2 separate regions of the Homo sapiens genome follow, and region 1 is linked to region 2. The links are chromatin contacts, found by Hi-C or POLR2A ChIA-PET in ENCODE. All regions are on one chromosome and are shown on one strand. The core of a region is the stretch at or near the end of the contact, and the rest is flanking DNA. Distances in the headings are between cores, read along the strand shown. Region 1 holds the start of CCR10 (C-C motif chemokine receptor 10). Region 2 overlaps CAVIN1 (caveolae associated protein 1).

Region 1 (5,403 bases), core at 1,013-3,512, 270 kb before region 2:
GCTTCTTCATTAAGTCTATCTGGAGCCAGGGATTCGGATCCCCAATCCGTGGTGACCACCCGCTTATGCCTATAGAAAGGACAGGAGCTTTAACCGGCTATCCCTCTCCCCGAAGTCCTCCGGAGGCCCCCACCCTTCCGCGGTGCGCTGCCAGTTGGCAGCTGATGTTCCGCGGAGCTCACCGTGCAGCCTGGCGAATCTCGGCGCAGTAAGGAGACTGTAGTAGGAGGAGGCGCCCAGGGAGCGTGCATACAGGGGACCCACCAGCTCCTCGTCGCAGCCGTCTAGGGTAGGGAAACCGACTGTTAGTCAGCGCTGGCCCCTCCCAGACCCTTCCAAAGGCCGGCCCACTTAGCGACCGAAGCTTCCCCTTCCGTGCCCCCAACCCCCGCCCCCAGAGGCACACCCAGCCCTACCTTAAAGCCATCTATTCAATCCTGGCTGCAGCAACAGCTGCATGCTCAGAGGAGGCTACCTTCTCCTTCTAGGCAAACCCCTAGGCTACACCTATAGGCCCAAGGCCAGACCCTCCCTAGCTAGCCCAATACCTGCCCTGGTTTAGTACTTTCCCAAACTCAATCCTAAACCTCAGCATCTTCCACAACCTAAGTCAACCCAAGACACCAATCCAGCTCCAACCCTAGCCTCAATCCAACTCGGCCCCCAAAACCTGCACCATCCCCAAATACAGGCCTTGCACCCAACCTCAGCCAGTGCTAGCACCATCACCAGCTCCATGTCCAGCCTTAGCATCAGTCAGGGGCACCAGCTCCTGCTTGGATCCCTGCCACAAAACCCAGCCCCAGCCACAAACCCCAGCCCTAGCCACAAACCCCACCCCTTGGCCAGCTCCAAAGTCCAGCCTTAAGCCCTGGCAAAACCTTAATCCTAGTATCGGTCACCAGTATACACTTATCCCCCAGCCCTAGCCTCAAACCCAGGCACCAGCTCCTGCTTGGATCCCAACCCCAAATCCCTGCCCGCTGACTTCATCCTCTTCCCAGAGCCCAGCCCCAGCCCCGGGCGCGCGCGGCAGCCTCAGAGCTGCAATGCGGAGCGCGGGGGAGAGGCAGGAAAAGATGAGAGCCAGCGGGCGCGCGCCGGCCGGGAAGGACCCGCGACCACCCAGCCGCAATGCGGTTCGGGGCCGCCCTGCAGGCTCTGGACTCCTGGGCCCAACCCCACCTGCCTCCAAGCCCAACACTCACAGTAGCCCCAGCCCTCGGCTCCTGAGACCGCGGCGAGCAGGATGCAGAAGAGCCGGAGATGCATCATGCAGGGCTGACGGTCCCGGCAGCCGCCTCCCTGTGAACGGCTCCGGCTAGGGCTCGAGTTCTGGCTTGGGCTCCAAGCTCTCCTCCTGGGGTTTGCAGCAGACCGCTCTCTCCTCCTTACCCACCCTTCCCTCCCTCTCTCCTTTCGCCCCCAAGCGCTCTGTCTCTCCTCTCTCTTTTCTCTCTCTCTCTCTCTGGTTCCTGGTCCTCCGCTCTTCTCTCTCTATCCTCTCCTTTCCACCCTCTTTCCTCTCACCTCCCCCCTTCCCCAGCCTCTGTCTCCTGGCACGCGCCGGTTTCCCGGACCCCGCGCAAGCGCGTGCCTCAGCCCTGCTGCGAAAGGGCGGGGGTAGAGAGCCTCTCGCCACCGGGAAAACCCCAAGTAACCCGAGGCTGCCCGGGACTAGGGCCACAGGAGTGAGGACAGGGAACCTAGGGCCAGAAGCATCCTGAAAATTTCAAGAAAAGGGAGGTGGTTTGGGGGAGGGGTGCCTGGAAATGGAATGAAGGGTAAGTAAAAGAATCTTAACATTTTCGGAAGGCAAATTATGCTCTAGGAGTGGTGCTGGGCACTGTGAATTTAGCATTTTTGCCCTACTCCACTTTGCAGATGAAAAACCTCAGGCTCAGAGAGGTCAAGAAACTTAGTCAATATCACACAGCAAATGATTATATTCCGAAGCCCGTTCTTTCTTCACTGACAAAGACAGTAAATTATTTTTTCTTTCTTTCGTTCATTCTTTTTTCTTTCTTTCCTTCCTTTTTTTCTTTCTTTCTTTCTTTCTTTCCTCTTTCCTTCCTTTCTTCTTCTTTTTTTTTTTTTCGTAAAATCCAGATCCTGCACAAGAGAGTGAAGTCTTTTGGAGGAGGTGGAATGGGAAAGTGACCCCGTAGACCCTAATCCCCACCTCCCTCTCGGCCCCTCTCCCCGCCTCTTCCTTCCTGTCCCGCTAGTAGTTTAACTTCTACCCCCTGTGGCTATACCTCAGAAACCTGTGTAGCCAGAGATGGGGACGGAGGCCACAGAGCAGGTGGGAGTGGGGGCAGGGAGGGGGAGAAGGGTTACAGAGAGGGAGGAGACAGGGAAGGAATGGGATTCCCCACCTGGCAATGGGCCTCTGCCATCCTATGGCTTATTCAGGATTCTTGGCGCTGTCTCAGACTAGGGGTCCTCCAGATAAATGGGCTGGTGGTGTGAGGCTGGGGTTGTGGGACAGGGACTAGGGCTGAGGGGAAAGGCGGGTTGAACCTAGAGGTCCAGGGTCCCACCTGGGCCCTGAAAACCTGAGTCCCAACCCTGGAGACCCCCTTGGCATGAGTGGTTCAGTGTGCTGGTATTGGAGGTACAGGGAAGGTGGGTATGGAAGGGAAAGAAGAGAAACAGAAACCCACTCCAGACGGAGGTTGGAGTCCAGGGCTCAGGTCTGAGGCAAAGCCTGCATATGGGCATCCTTCCAGGAGAGGGCGCTGCAAAGGGAACTGAAGCTGTAGGATTTATTAATAATACAAACTTTGGGCTGGGCGTGGTAGCTCAGGCCTGTAATCCCAGTACTTTGGGAGGCCAAGGTGGGCGGATCACCTGAGGTCAGGAGTTCGAGACCATCCTGGCCAACATGGTGAAACCCCATCTCTACTAAAAATACAAAAATTAGCTGGGCGTGGTGGTGGGCGCCTGTAGTCCCAGCTACTTGGGAGGCTGAGGCAGGAGAATCTCTTGAACCCGGAGGCGGAGGTTGCAGTGAGCCGAGATCGTGCCACTGCACTCCAGCCTGGGCGACAGAGCAAGACTCTGTCTCCAATAATAATAATAATAAATAATAATAATAATACAAACTTTGTATTATGGCCTTTGGAGAACACAGGTTCTCCCCATCCATTATTTTCCATATTGCCATCTTCACAGCAAACCTTGAGAGGTGGGCTGGTCAGGATTTATAATCTCAACATTACAGGTTAGGTAACTGAGGTCTAGAAAGAGCAAGTGGCTTGCTCAAGGTCACCCAGGAAGCTGGAAGCAGAGGTAGGAGGGGTGCAAGGGAAGCCAAGGCCTGCTGAAGGTGTGCTAGGAAGAGTCTGGAGAAGAGCTTATGTCTCCCCGTGTACTGTTACATCTGGCCACACAGGAGCTCTCAGCTTGGAAGGCAAGTGTGGGCGGGGGAGTTGTGTGGTCAGATGTGTCTCATAAGATCCCGCCTCTCATTTGACCCTCCCAGGTTTCCTGGGGCCATTACTCTGGGGATGAAGAGGACGCATACTCGGCTGAGCCACTGCCGGAGCTTTGCTACAAGGCCGATGTCCAGGCCTTCAGCCGGGCCTTCCAACCCAGTGTCTCCCTGACCGTGGCTGCGCTGGGTCTGGCCGGCAATGGCCTGGTCCTGGCCACCCACCTGGCAGCCCGACGCGCAGCGCGCTCGCCCACCTCTGCCCACCTGCTCCAGCTGGCCCTGGCCGACCTCTTGCTGGCCCTGACTCTGCCCTTCGCGGCAGCAGGGGCTCTTCAGGGCTGGAGTCTGGGAAGTGCCACCTGCCGCACCATCTCTGGCCTCTACTCGGCCTCCTTCCACGCCGGCTTCCTCTTCCTGGCCTGTATCAGCGCCGACCGCTACGTGGCCATCGCGCGAGCGCTCCCAGCCGGGCCGCGGCCCTCCACTCCCGGCCGCGCACACTTGGTCTCCGTCATCGTGTGGCTGCTGTCACTGCTCCTGGCGCTGCCTGCGCTGCTCTTCAGCCAGGATGGGCAGCGGGAAGGCCAACGACGCTGTCGCCTCATCTTCCCCGAGGGCCTCACGCAGACGGTGAAGGGGGCGAGCGCCGTGGCGCAGGTGGCCCTGGGCTTCGCGCTGCCGCTGGGCGTCATGGTAGCCTGCTACGCGCTTCTGGGCCGCACGCTGCTGGCCGCCAGGGGGCCCGAGCGCCGGCGTGCGCTGCGCGTCGTGGTGGCTCTGGTGGCGGCCTTCGTGGTGCTGCAGCTGCCCTACAGCCTCGCCCTGCTGCTGGATACTGCCGATCTACTGGCTGCGCGCGAGCGGAGCTGCCCTGCCAGCAAACGCAAGGATGTCGCACTGCTGGTGACCAGCGGCTTGGCCCTCGCCCGCTGTGGCCTCAATCCCGTTCTCTACGCCTTCCTGGGCCTGCGCTTCCGCCAGGACCTGCGGAGGCTGCTACGGGGTGGGAGCTGCCCCTCAGGGCCTCAACCCCGCCGCGGCTGCCCCCGCCGGCCCCGCCTTTCTTCCTGCTCAGCTCCCACGGAGACCCACAGTCTCTCCTGGGACAACTAGGGCTGCGAATCTAGAGGAGGGGGCAGGCTGAGGGTCGTGGGAAAGGGGAGTAGGTGGGGGAACACTGAGAAAGAGGCAGGGACCTAAAGGGACTACCTCTGTGCCTTGCCACATTAAATTGATAACATGGAAATGAGATGCAACCCAACAACTGTTACTATTTTTGAGTCACCGACTTGGAAGTGATTTGTGGCGGGGCAGAACCGGTGGGTTAACACCCCGCCCCCGCCCCACCCCCCGCCCTGCCCCGCGCTTGGCTCTCTGAGTGGAAGACGCTGAGGGCCTGGGTGGGGGTGGGGGGCTGCTGAGTCTGCTAAAGCTCTAGCCACTGACACCCCCTCCACCGTCACCTGGCCTCAGCCAACAGAGGTGAGGTGGGAAAGCTGCCAGGCAAGGAGGGGCGGTGGTTCCTCTTGCAATACTGTAAGGAAGAGCTTTCTAACAACCAGAGCGCTCTCCAGTAATGGCTGCCTTAGCAAATACTGAGTTCCCGCTATTGGAATGTTCAGACTGTCGGGGACGCTGTGGGCCTTTGCGTGGTGTGGGGGGAGGGGGAGGGGCAGGGGATTCCCGTTTTTGGTGGGCGTTTGGATTTCATAACCACTTTACAATCCCTTCCTAGTGTCTGTGATGGAAAGAAAAAATGAAAAAATGAATTGTAAAATTTGAGTTGAAGTTTTTCCACCTTGAAGAAAAACCTAGGAGGGATTGCAATCTGCAAATTTCCAGAGTAGTTATCACGGGTGTGGTGGGGGTGAGGGATATTTGCTGTTCTCCATCTTCTCTGGGGACTGGGTCAGAGGAAATGCACTGAGCTGGCCGGAAAGAGAGAGGTTGGATATGGGAAAAAA
Region 2 (5,078 bases), core at 1,457-3,956:
GCAACCTCTAGCAGAGGTCCTGAATTTTAAAGACGTTCTCTCCCCTTCACCTCTCCCCTCCTCTGCACCCTCTTCTAACATACACTCTAAGCAGATCCTGGGTCTCTGAATTACCTCTCCAGTCTCCTCCAGCCATTCCCAGGCAGTGGTTGGGGACCTAGAGCTGGTCAGCCTTAAGTCAAGAGAGCCTCCTACCCAGACCCATGTGGCATCTGTCCCTTCTCCCTAACAAATGTGAAGTGCCTGGCCAAGGGCCAGATGTGTAATAGGTGCTCAATGACATTATAATCTTATAAAAATCTTCCTAAGCCAGATCTCGAGTTTAGACAGCAGGGTTGGGGGGTGGAGTGGAAGAGGCTGGGAGCCTCCCTGTGGCTCCTCTGCATCCATCGAGGATTGAGGAGCTATGTGTGCTTGGCAAAGGGCAGGGGGAACTGTAATGCTTTTGTTCAGAGCTGGTCATTAAAGGTAACTCTGGAAACCAAGCCTATTGGGAGTGGTGGTTTTGTTTAATAAAAACGAGAAACAGAACAAGCAGAGCCGTCCCTCCTTGCCATCCCCTGAGGTCCTTCCTTTGGCTTAGGAGCTCTGCCAGAGAAGTAGGGGTGGGACAAGGGTGCCTGGCCTGTGTGCCCAGGGTGGAGGGAGATGATTTTGGATTGTGTTTGTGGTGGTTGTACCAGCAAGCAGATGGGTGGGACCAAGACAGCACTCCAAGGCTGTGAGTCATGGGGGAAACCTGGCCTGGAGTGGAGAGGAAAAGCTAATGGTGAAATACCCTCTCCAGAGCCAGCCTATTGGACATCATCCCAGGATTCAGCTCAAGTTGTTTCGTCTCCTGTCCCCTGACCTTCCACCAAGAAGGCAGCTCCTATGGTGTAAGCCGTCACTCCAGGGGAAGCCTACGATGAATGGGGTTAGAGCCCCCAGATCCCTTACTGGTCTGGAGAGATTTCTAAATCCAGGAATAAACCTCCCCTTGGCCAGGCACAGTGGCTCATGCGAGAAATCTCAGCACTTTGGGAGGCCGAGGCAAGGGGATCACTTGAGCCCAGGAGTTTGAGACCAGCCTGGGCAACATAGTGAGACTCTGCCTGTACAAAAACTACAAAAATTAGCTGGGCATGGTGGCGTGCGCCTGTAGTTCCAGCTACTTGGGAGGCTGAGGTGGGAGGATCACTAGAGCCCAGGAGGTTGAGGCTGTAGTGACCTGTAATCATGCCACTGCACTTCAGCCTGGTTGACAGAACAAGACCCCATCTCAAAACAAACAAACAAAAACACAAAAATGGCCAGATGCGGTGGCTCGTGCCTGTAATCCCAGCACTTTGGGAGGCCGAGGTGGGAGGATCCCTTGAGGTCAGGAGTTTGAGAACAGCCTGGCCAACATGGTGAAACCCTGTCTCTACCAAAAAATACAAAAACTAGCCAGGTGTGGTGGTGCATGCCTGTAATCCCAGCTACTTGGGAGGCTGAGGCAGGAGAACTGCTTGAACCCAGGAGGCAGAGGTTGCAGTGAGCCGAGATCGCGCCACTGCACTCCAACCTAGGTGACAGAGTGAGACCATGTCTCAAAAAAAAAAAAAAAAAAGGCCGGGCACGGTGGCTTAGGCTTGTAATCCCAGCACTTTGGGAGGCTGAGGAGGGCGAATCACATGAGGTTGGGAGTTCAAGACCAGCCTGATCAACATGGAGAAACCCCGTCTCTACTAAAAATACAAAATTAGCCAGGTGTGGTGGCACATGCCTGTAATCTCAGCTATTTGGGAGGCCCAGGCAGGAGAATTGCTTGAACCTAGGAGGCGGATGTTGCGGTGAGCCGAGATCGTGTCATTGCACTCCAGCCTGGGGAGCAAGAGCAAAACTCCATCTCAAAAAAAACAAAAAAACTAAAAAACAAAAACCTCCTCTCACTAGGATTGCTTCCTTATGTTGTAGTTTGAGACCTTTCATGAGGCACTAGGAAGATGGCATTGGCTATAAGAAGTCTGCAGCTCTCTCCCCAGTCCCATTCACTTCCAAGTTCAGCTGGCAAAGACCTTTATCTAGGAAGCCACAGGCCAGGAAAACCAGCCAGCTCAGCCTTTAGGGGTGGGGTGGAGCAGGCAGCAGGGGTAGGGGAGAAGCGGGGGATGCTGGGGGTAGGGCAGAGAGACAAAGTGGATTTGTTTTCCAGCAGCTGGGGCTGTTTCCTGACTATTCCCTGCCTGTCACCCTTAATCCCTCCCTAGCCTATTCACATTGTCTGAGTTTAGTGAAAGGAGGGGCTCTCTCCACCCTTTGGTGGGGCGTGGGTGGGTTTTTAAGTCTGGGAGGTTATGAAGGAAAGATCAGAGCTGAATTTTTTTTAATATATATATATACTGGGGCTGCAGGTAAATTCTGGGTGGAGATGGATGAAGAGGGTTTAGATCCTACAATGATGTATAAGTCTTAAATGATATGCACTCCAGTAGCAGGCAGGGTAAGGGTGATTGTAGGAGCCCCAAAGTGAATGACTGGAAATCAGAGGGAATGCAAAGAGAAGTTGAGACTCTCCTACACTCAGAACAAGGAAAACACCCTTCAATGCCTCAGTGAATGATAAGAGGCAGAGGGATAAACAAAATGCCCTAGGATTGCCCATGATCTGCACTAAGCCGTCTATGGCAGGTAGAGACTACAAGTCCCAGCATGCCCTGTGCCCAGGTCACCTTGCCTGCTGGGAGGTGTAGTTGGGTAACAGAGAGCTGGAGGTGGCTTGGTGCCCAGCAGAGCTGATGCCCAGATGAGAGAAGAGGTGGAGCCAGCATTCCCTCTTTGTCCCTGCTAATGCTATTGACAAGAAGGGAAGGAAGTTGGGAGAGGGTGTTCCTAGTTTTCAGTGTAAACCAGGAAACTCTGGGGGGATGTTGATGGGAGGGAAGAGGAAAGAGGTTGGGGGCTGGGGAAGGAATTTCTGTAGCAGGTGGTGCAGAGATACCGAGCAGCCTATGTATAGGGGTGTGTGTGTGTGGTGTCAGTGAGAGGACTCAGTTTATGTTGCCTTAATTTCTTAGGGGACAGGATTTTTCTTATAATTCTGGGAAATGGTCTTCAGAAAACCCTTTAGAAAAGCGACTATCTCTCGTTCCTTCATTTGAAGTCACTAAAGGGAGTCTGGGCCAAAGAGATCCTATTGATGATCTTGGTCTGCCCTTTCCCTTTCTGTGCTCAGCCTCCCCTGCTCTCTGATGAGGGTGGAGGTGGGGGAGGGAGTGATCCAGAGATTCTGAAATGTTGGCCAGAGTCAAGATCTTGGAAAATCTTCCCGGAATGGAAAGCAGTTCTGGTGCTAAGTCCTCCAAGGAGAAGACAGAAAAGCAAAGAACTGGTTCTGAGCTCCAGGGTCATGGGGAATCTGAGACCACCCATCCTACTCCTAGACCCCTGAGCTCAGGCTTTGTGCTGGGGGCAGGGGGTAGGGAAAGCAAGAATTGAAAAGTAATCTCTCTTCTATCCCAAAGTAGGGAAGTCACAACCAGAAGAAATGTCCAGACTGGGGAGAAAACATGTCCGTGGCTCCCAGCCAGCTTCTTCCTCTTTCCAATATCAATTTCTAAATGTGGGGGAGGGGGAGAATGACCACTGGTGGAGCCAAACAGTATGAAGGAGTCAAAGAAGGTGGAGGTGGGGGAGGGTGGACCACAGTTCTCCATCTCTAAGGCTGGTTCTGAAATAGCTTGAGGCCAGGAGCAGTGGCTTATGCCTGTAATCCCAGCACTTTGGGAGGCCAAGGCGGGTGGATCATTTGAGGTCAGGGGTTCGAGACCAATCTGACCAACATGGTGAAACCCCGAGTCTACTAAAAATACAAAAAAATTAGCCAGGTGTGGTGGCGCATGCCTGCAGTCCCAGCTACTCAGGAGGCTGAGGCAGGAGAATTGCTTGAACCTGGGAGGCAGAGGTTGCAGTCAGCAGAGATCGTGTCACTGCACTGCAGCCTGGGCGACAAAGCGAGACTCCATCTCAAAAAAAAAAAAAAAAAGAAATAGCTTGAGTCTAGGAAATGCACTTCCTTTACTTTACCTGCTTGGGTGGGTAGGTGCAGCTGTGGGCTCAAACCCCTACCCGCTTTCAACTTAGACACTCCCACCACTTGCTTTTCGGCCTGGCTCGGGCAGTGTGCGATTTGCGGCACCAGAGGGCGCTCCGCCCATTTCCAAAGTGGAGCTGTGTCTCCCGAGGGCCGTAGTGGTTTAATATCATCTACGGGTGGAAAGGGATCAGGACAGGGTTGGACGACCACAGAGATTTTAGCCCAAGTGCAATTATTACGCAACCCCATCTCCGACCCGAAGTTTGGTCCCCTGCTCCCGCGGTCTGTTTAGTCACCATTCGTTCAACACACATGTTTTTTAGAGAATGGCGGCGCGAGGCCGGGCGCAGTGGCTCACGCCTGTAATCCCAGAACTTTGGGAGGCCGAGGCGGGCGGATCACCTGAGGTCGGGAGTTCGAGACCAGCCTGACCAATATGGAGAAACACCGTCTCTATTAAAGATACAAAATTTAGCCGGCGTGGTGGCGGGCGCCTGTAATCCCAGCTATTCGGGAGGCTGAGGCAGGAGAATTGCTTGAACCCGGGTGGCGGAGGTTGCGGTGAGCCAAGATCGCGCCCACTGCACTCCAGCCTCGGCAACAGATCGAGACTCCGTTTAAAAAAAAAAAAAAAAAAAAAAACAAGGAGAGAGAGAGAGAAAGAATGGCGACGCGGGGTTGGGGGGCCGGAGATGGGTGATATGTTGCCCAGGCTGGTCTCGAACTCCTGGACTCAAGCCATCCTCCTGCCTCGGTCTCCCACAGCGCTAATATTACAGGCGTGAGCCTACACACATTTATTGAGCGCCCGCCAGTTTCCTGGGGACCACGAGCGTCCCATGCTCCCCTCTCTCCAGGATCGTCACCACCCTGACTCAGGCTCGCCCACATCCGCCTCCTCCGACGCCTCTCATGTCCCTTCTCCTCTTCCCTTAGGATGAAGTGAAGCTGCCGGCCAAACTGAGCATCAGCAAATCGCTGAAAGAGTCGGAGGCGCTGCCAGAGAAGGAGGGCGAGGAGC

The links. A loop is a pair of places that touch in the nucleus more often than their neighbours do. ChIA-PET counts read pairs that join two places held with the same protein, here RNA polymerase II (POLR2A). Pooled maps may share reads with other maps.
Region 1: a loop to region 2 is called in a map of posterior cingulate gyrus, with 6 times the contacts of the local background. The contact joins the promoter of CCR10 here to the enhancer-like site in region 2. A Hi-C loop is called at or near these places in 2 of 168 maps with a recorded cell type or tissue (dorsolateral prefrontal cortex and posterior cingulate gyrus) and 4 of 50 pooled maps. POLR2A ChIA-PET finds 5 or more read pairs at or near these places in 1 of 52 experiments (activated CD4-positive, alpha-beta T cell).

Annotation. Positions count from the first base shown.
Region 1 is chr17:42,678,702-42,684,104 of GRCh38, reverse strand. It overlaps CCR10 (C-C motif chemokine receptor 10), which reads left to right and starts at 2,262. Exons shown (of 2, transcript NM_016602.3): 1 at 2,262-2,305; 2 at 3,488-5,216. The coding sequence starts at 2,282. The coding sequence ends at 4,552. CNTNAP1 (contactin associated protein 1) reads right to left here and starts at 1,574. Exons shown (of 24, transcript NM_003632.3): 1 at 1,209-1,574; 2 at 183-284; 3 at 1-69. The coding sequence starts at 1,275. RefSeq lists silencers at 40-334, 2,580-2,874 and enhancers at 1,120-1,169, 1,430-1,479, 1,423-2,041, 3,260-4,108, 4,109-4,957.
Region 2 is chr17:42,405,304-42,410,381 of GRCh38, reverse strand. It overlaps CAVIN1 (caveolae associated protein 1), which reads left to right. Exons shown (of 2, transcript NM_012232.6): 2 at 4,994-5,078. Among named protein-coding and RNA genes, the nearest start is that of CAVIN1, 15 kb to the left of the region's middle. RefSeq lists an enhancer at 4,022-4,071. Within about 2 kb of position 2,706, at least 26 of the 41 ENCODE cell types and tissues checked have a DNase peak (open chromatin) inside an H3K27ac peak, as active enhancers do; they include dorsolateral prefrontal cortex, where a contact is called at or near this core.